Regions from separate parts of the Homo sapiens genome. Here region 1 is linked to region 2. The links are chromatin loops, found by intact Hi-C in ENCODE. Cell type or tissue: endothelial cell of umbilical vein. All regions are shown on one strand. Links, peaks and the distances in the headings refer to the core of each region. The heading gives the core; the rest is flanking DNA. Region 1 overlaps MMS22L (MMS22 like, DNA repair protein). Region 2 overlaps MMS22L (MMS22 like, DNA repair protein).

Region 1 (2,923 bases), core at 306-2,805, 50 kb after region 2:
GTTATAGAGTGTCCTGATTCCCATTTAGTTTTCCATCAGATCAATAAGATACTTGGAATAATTACTCATAGTGGTTTGGAACAACTTTTTGACTTAAAATTTTCCATTATATTTTTCACTAATAAAGATTTTTTTAAAGTTACCATGTTTGCAGTAGAGTTAAAAGAATTCAATTATTGCTGTTAATCCTTACCAGTCATATTTATTATATTATGCTTTTTCCATGTGATGAAAAGTCCATCAATAGACAATTTTAATTTTCCTTAAACTTTGAGGCATCATGTATTAGAAATAATTAATATACAACTGTGAATACCAGGAAAGTGGTATATAGGATGTCATACCTTATTCTATAACAGTTATAGGAGAAACAATGGTATGCCAAGATTAGAGGCGAAAACTATAAGCAGTGGTCCAGTAAGTGTTCCCAGAAGCCTGCCTAAGTTACTAGGGAGGAGCAGAAACTGAGAGACCAGACTGGCAGGTAGAAGTTTCAGGTACAGGGTTCCATGCGTCTCATATGATAGATGCCTCAATAAATTTGTGTGTCTGTGGGGATAAGGTATCTGTGTGGGAGTAGAGAGGTGGGGGCAAAATGGATAAGTAAACATGAAATCAAAGCAAGAAGTAGCAGACAAATAAAAACAGGAAATCTTGGAAAGTGGGGCAAAAGAGCAGTCAGATGAAAGAATCAGGAAAATACTTGAAGATAATGAGGAAAGCTAAAGGAGGCAGGGTAACTGAGCTAAAATAGAAGCGTAGGAACACCTGGATAATTGGTATGTGAAAGTGTGGGTGTTTATATAGTGTAATGATAGGCTTCTAAACTTTTCAGAATGTTATTTCCTGTGGTCTTCACAATAACCCTGTTAGGTGGATATAGCAACAATTGTTCCTGTTCTTGACTCTAAAGAAAACAGCGAGTTGGGAGGTTACTTGTTTTTCCAAAGCCACACTGCTCTGGATAGCTATGCTAATAACCATGTTTATTACGCAGCATAATTACTCCTTTTGTCTCAATTTTCTCATATATAAGATTTGAATAATAATTATGCCTACCTCATAGGGTGAGAAACGATGCTTATAAAACACTTTGCATGGTGCTGGTCTCATAGTAAATACCAGTAAATGCTGGATGTTGCTGTTATTTCCACCATGAGAGCTGCAATTTGAATAACTTGACATTCAGCAAATTTATTTTCTACTATACTGTATTGTATCTTTTATAATGTAAGAGAGCTGGTTACATGTGTGTATTTCCTTATCTGATCTTGTATTTCCAAACTGATCTTAATGTGAAATCTGTCTTTACTCAAATAAAACAATTGCCAAGTGTTGGGAGATCCTACATCCTTGTGTTATGTCTTTCAGTTTCTGACCAGAAATCACATATTTTTCCTTTTATGCAAAAAATCTACTTACATATTTCTACTGTTTGTGTTGAAGAAGGTAAATAATGCCTCATAAAACAGCCATCACCTAGAACTATATTACATTCTTTATAATATTTTATGTATGTTTTGTGTTTTCTTTTACATTGTTACCTCTAGTGACAGAGCTTCTTCTTTGCATTTTTGTAAATGTACCTTCAGCAGATATGCAGTGGTCACATCTAATATAATTTATTTTTCAGTAGTCTGTATAATTAGTTTTCTGGTTCAAACATGTGATTTTAAAAAATTACCAGTGTCTGCAAGGAGTATTTCTAGCTATTTGGCTATAGTGCAAAAATTTGGTTCTTCCTTCAGACTTCTATTACAGTGCACTCTTGGCATTTCCTGTATTTGTCACTCACTGATTTCTTTATGCTTAAATAAATTATTATTATAAGGTCTTAAACAACTAGGTTCTGGTTTAAAATAGCAGGTAATCATTTCTTCTTATCCAGACTGAAAAAGCTTGAACTTTCAAACTATTGAGCAGGAAACATTTTGCATATTCCCGGGGATATTAGCTGCTTTTCAAATCCAAAAACACAAAGTGGGTGCACATTTCCAACACAAGTGTGGTTTGGGGTCAGTGTCTTACCCTTAGTTGAAACTTGTCTTAGCTGTTTTAACTCAACCTTGGAGGATGTAATCTATAGCTTTAAAATTTTTTACCTCACAATGGTTTTTTTTTTTTAATTAATTATTCTTTTTTTTTTTTTTTTTTTTTTTTTTTTGGAGACAGAGTCTCGCTGTTGCCCAGGCTGGAGTGCAGTGGTGCAATCTCAGCTCACTGCAACCTCTGCCTCAAGCAATCCTCCAGCCTAAGCCTCCCAAGAAGCTAGGACTACAGGCACATGTCACCACGCCCGGCTAATTTTTTGTATTTTTAATAGAGATGGGGTTTCACTATGTTGCCCAGGCTGGTCTTGAAATCCTGAGCTCAGGCAATCCACCCACCTCAGCCTCCCAAAATGCTGGGATTAGAGGTATAAGCCACTGCACTCGGCTTTTTTTTTTTTTTTAAACCTAATGGATTCAGAACTTTGAGTCCTATCCCCACGTTAGCTCATACTTATACTCCCTGGTACCTCAACGTTTTGTTGTGGAGAGGTCAAAGGTGGTTCACATTTGTTGGCCTTTCTCATTATTGCCTTGAATACATGTTTTCTAGCATCTCTTCTTATAGTCTTTCCTAATGTTAGAATTCTGATGTTGCTCCTGGCCCTTCAAAAGACACAGCTACATGTGGCTTTTCCAGCCCCTTTTCTTAAGCTTTCTGAAATTCCTTTATTTTATTTATTATTATTATTATTTTTAAATTATTTTGAGAAAGTCTTGCTCTGTCACCCAAGTTGGAGTGCAGTGGCACAATCTCGGCTCACTGCAACCTCCACCTCCTGGGTTCAAGCAATTCTCCTACCTCAGCCTCCTGAGTTGCTGGGATTACAAGCGTGTACCATCATGCCCGGCTAATTTTTTTGTATTTTTATTAG
Region 2 (2,923 bases), core at 164-2,663:
ATCTGCTTCTGAATGATCTTTAGGTCAATAATGAAATCAAAATAGAAATTTAAAAATCCTTTGAACTGAATAGTAATAGTGACACAACCTATCAAAACCTCTGAGGTACAGCAAAAGCAGTGCTAAGAGGAAAGTTCATAGCATTAAATGCCTACATCAAAAAGTCTGAAAGAGCACAAATAGACAATCTAAGGTCACACTTCAAGGAACTAGAGAAACAAGAATAAACCAAACCCAAATCCCATCCATAAGTGGGCTAAGGACATGAATAGGCAGTACTCAAAAGAAGATATGTAAATGGCCAAGAAACAGATGAAAAAATGCTCAACATCACTAATGATCAGGGAAATGCAAATCAAAACCACAATGCAACACCACCTTACTCCTGCAAGAATGGCCATAATTTAAAAATAAAAAAAAAATAGATGTTGGTGTGGATTTGGTGAAAAGGAAACACTTACGTTGCTGGTGGGAATGTAAACTAGTACAAACACTGTGGAAAACATTATGGATATTCCTTAGAGAACTAAAAGAAGATCTAACATTTGATCTATCAGTGCCATGGCTAGGTGTCTCTCCAGATGAAAAGAAGCATTATGAAACACTTGCACATGCATGTTTATAGCAGCACAATTTGCAATTGCAAAAATATGGAACCAGCCCAATACCCATCAATCAATGAGTGAATAGAGAAAACTTCTTATATATAGAACATGGAATACTACTCAGCCTTAAAAAGGAATGAAATAATGGTATTTGCAGGAACCTGGATTGAGTGGAGACCATTATTCTTAGTGACAACACTCAGGAATGGAAAACTAACCAACATATGTTCTCGTTTTTAACTTGGAGGTAAGCTATGAGGACACAAAGGTGTAAGCATGATATAATGGACTTTGAGGGCCTGAGGGGAATGGTGGGAGTAGGGTGAGGGATAAAAGACTATACTTAGGGTACAGGCCGGGTGTGGTGGCTCACGCCTGTAATCCCAGCACTTTGGGAGGCCAAGGCAGGTGGATCACCTGAGGTCAGGAGTTCAAGACCAGCCTGGCCAACATGGTGAAACTCTGTCTCTACTAAAAATACAAAAGTTAGCCGGGTGTGGTGGCATGTGCCTGTAATCTCATCTTCTCAGGAGGCTGTGGCAGGAGAATCACTTGAACCTGGGAGGCAGAGGTTTCAGTGAGCCAAGATCACGCCATTGCACTATAGCCTAGGTGACAAGAGCAAAACTCTGTCTCAAAAAAAAAAAAATGACCATACTTTGGGTACAGTGTATATTGCTCAGGTGATGGGTGCACCGAAACCTTAGAAATCACCACTAAAGAACTTATTCATGTAACCAAACACCACCTGTTCCCCAAAGACTATTGGTTGTGGGGAAAAAAGTAGGTCAGGTGACCAGCCATCCTATCCTGGTTTGCATGGCCCAGAGTTTCAGTGTGAAACCAGGAAACATCTGAGCAAACCAGGATGAGTTAGTCACCCTAGAAGTAGGAATAATATGACTAATCTAAGAAACATGCTCTATGAATTTAGGTCTAGCATAAAGTCAAAATATCTTTCCTATGGGAAAAGAGGCGATTATAATATTTATGAAGAAGTAGTTCTGTGGTTCTCTGCTATTCCTTCAGTTTTAGTGTTCCTTGATTGTATCAAATTATATTCTATAAGTAGTATAGGACTATGTGTTGGATTTCTGGAAACCAATTTTGTGGGAGCAGTAGTAGGTAGTTGTAAAGAATAATATATTTGGATAGAACTGTCAGTTTGATTATATCTATTTTCCTCCCATTGAGGTAAATTGAAATCTGACCATGGTCATGTACTTTGACTTGATCTCCAACAGTGACAGTGGTGAAAGAGTCCATTTGCTGTATTTAAACAAAATAAAAATCTTCCAAATATACAGCAGCCTTCAAATAAAATTAGTGTACACTTCATTATACTTTTTGTTTTTATTTTTTGTTTAAAGAGACAGAGTCTTTCACTGTCACCCAGGCTGGATTGGAGTACAGTGGTGTGGTTATAGCTCACTATAACCTTGAACTCCTGAGCTCAAGCACTTCTTCTGCCTCCTTCTCCCGAGTCATTAGGACAGGTGCATGCCACCATGTCTGGCTAATATCTTCATTTTATAGACAGATCTTGCTGTGTTTCCCAGGCTGATCTTGAATTATTGGCCTCAAGGAATCCTCCTGCCTCAGCTTCCAATAGTGCTTGGGATTACAGATGGGAGCCACCGCACCCAGCCTGACCACTACAGCTTTAATCAAGCAAATAATGTTTTGAATTCTTTTTTCTAGCTAGAGAGGATCTGCCAGAAACAGAGGTGGAGTTTTAGTTTAGTAAAGAGAACGTATATTGCTCAATTTTACTTACTTAAGTACAGTTTTTTAGAGGTAATCCTATTTAATATTTGTGAATGCTAATTGTAAACGTGTGTTCTACCTTTGGGAACAGCATTATTGTTTTCATATGAGAAAGATTTTTCATCTTTTGCTGCCTGCTTTTTAAAAGCCTCATTGTTTTCTGAGATCACAGAAGTAATTTTTAGTTTTATAAAGGTTATGGAAGGGTATTTAAAAAGTAAGCCTGATTTTAAAAAATTATTTTGATTTTTTAAACACATTAATTTGGAGAGTCCAGGAGTAGAACCAACTCAGAATGTGATTAGATCTAAATAATGTGGGACAATAGTCTTTAAATAACTAACTAAAAATCAGTGTTTCTTGAGTAGAAGGATCGTAACTGGGATATTGAAGCCCAACTCTATTCTCTCCTAAAAATAAATCCAATTAGGCAAACTTCTGGTAACAGTTACTGTTTAGACTGTGAATAAATTTTCTTCTTGTGATGGTTTCTGATAGGTAGGCTAGTTATGCATAAATAAATGAGTCTTTGTTAAATTATATATAATAAC

The links. Peaks named below come from ENCODE experiments on the same cell type or tissue, not always from the same donor. Only the 100,000 strongest peaks of a DNase experiment are listed, where the experiment ranks them.
Region 1: a loop joins it to region 2, with 5 times the contacts of the local background. A loop is called at or near these places in 3 of 110 quality-filtered maps.

What each region holds. Positions count from the first base shown.
Region 1 is chr6:97,188,793-97,191,715 of GRCh38, reverse strand. The region is part of intron 14 of MMS22L (MMS22 like, DNA repair protein); the gene reads left to right. Among named protein-coding and RNA genes, the nearest start is that of MMS22L, 93 kb to the left of the region's middle. In endothelial cell of umbilical vein, for the core only: no CTCF peak of the experiment used is centred there; DNase peaks (open chromatin) are centred at 955 and 1,765; H3K27ac peaks cover 2,338 bases.
Region 2 is chr6:97,238,962-97,241,884 of GRCh38, reverse strand. The region is part of intron 11 of MMS22L (MMS22 like, DNA repair protein); the gene reads left to right. Among named protein-coding and RNA genes, the nearest start is that of MMS22L, 43 kb to the left of the region's middle. In endothelial cell of umbilical vein, for the core only: no CTCF peak of the experiment used is centred there; a DNase peak (open chromatin) is centred at 1,444; H3K27ac peaks cover 1,674 bases.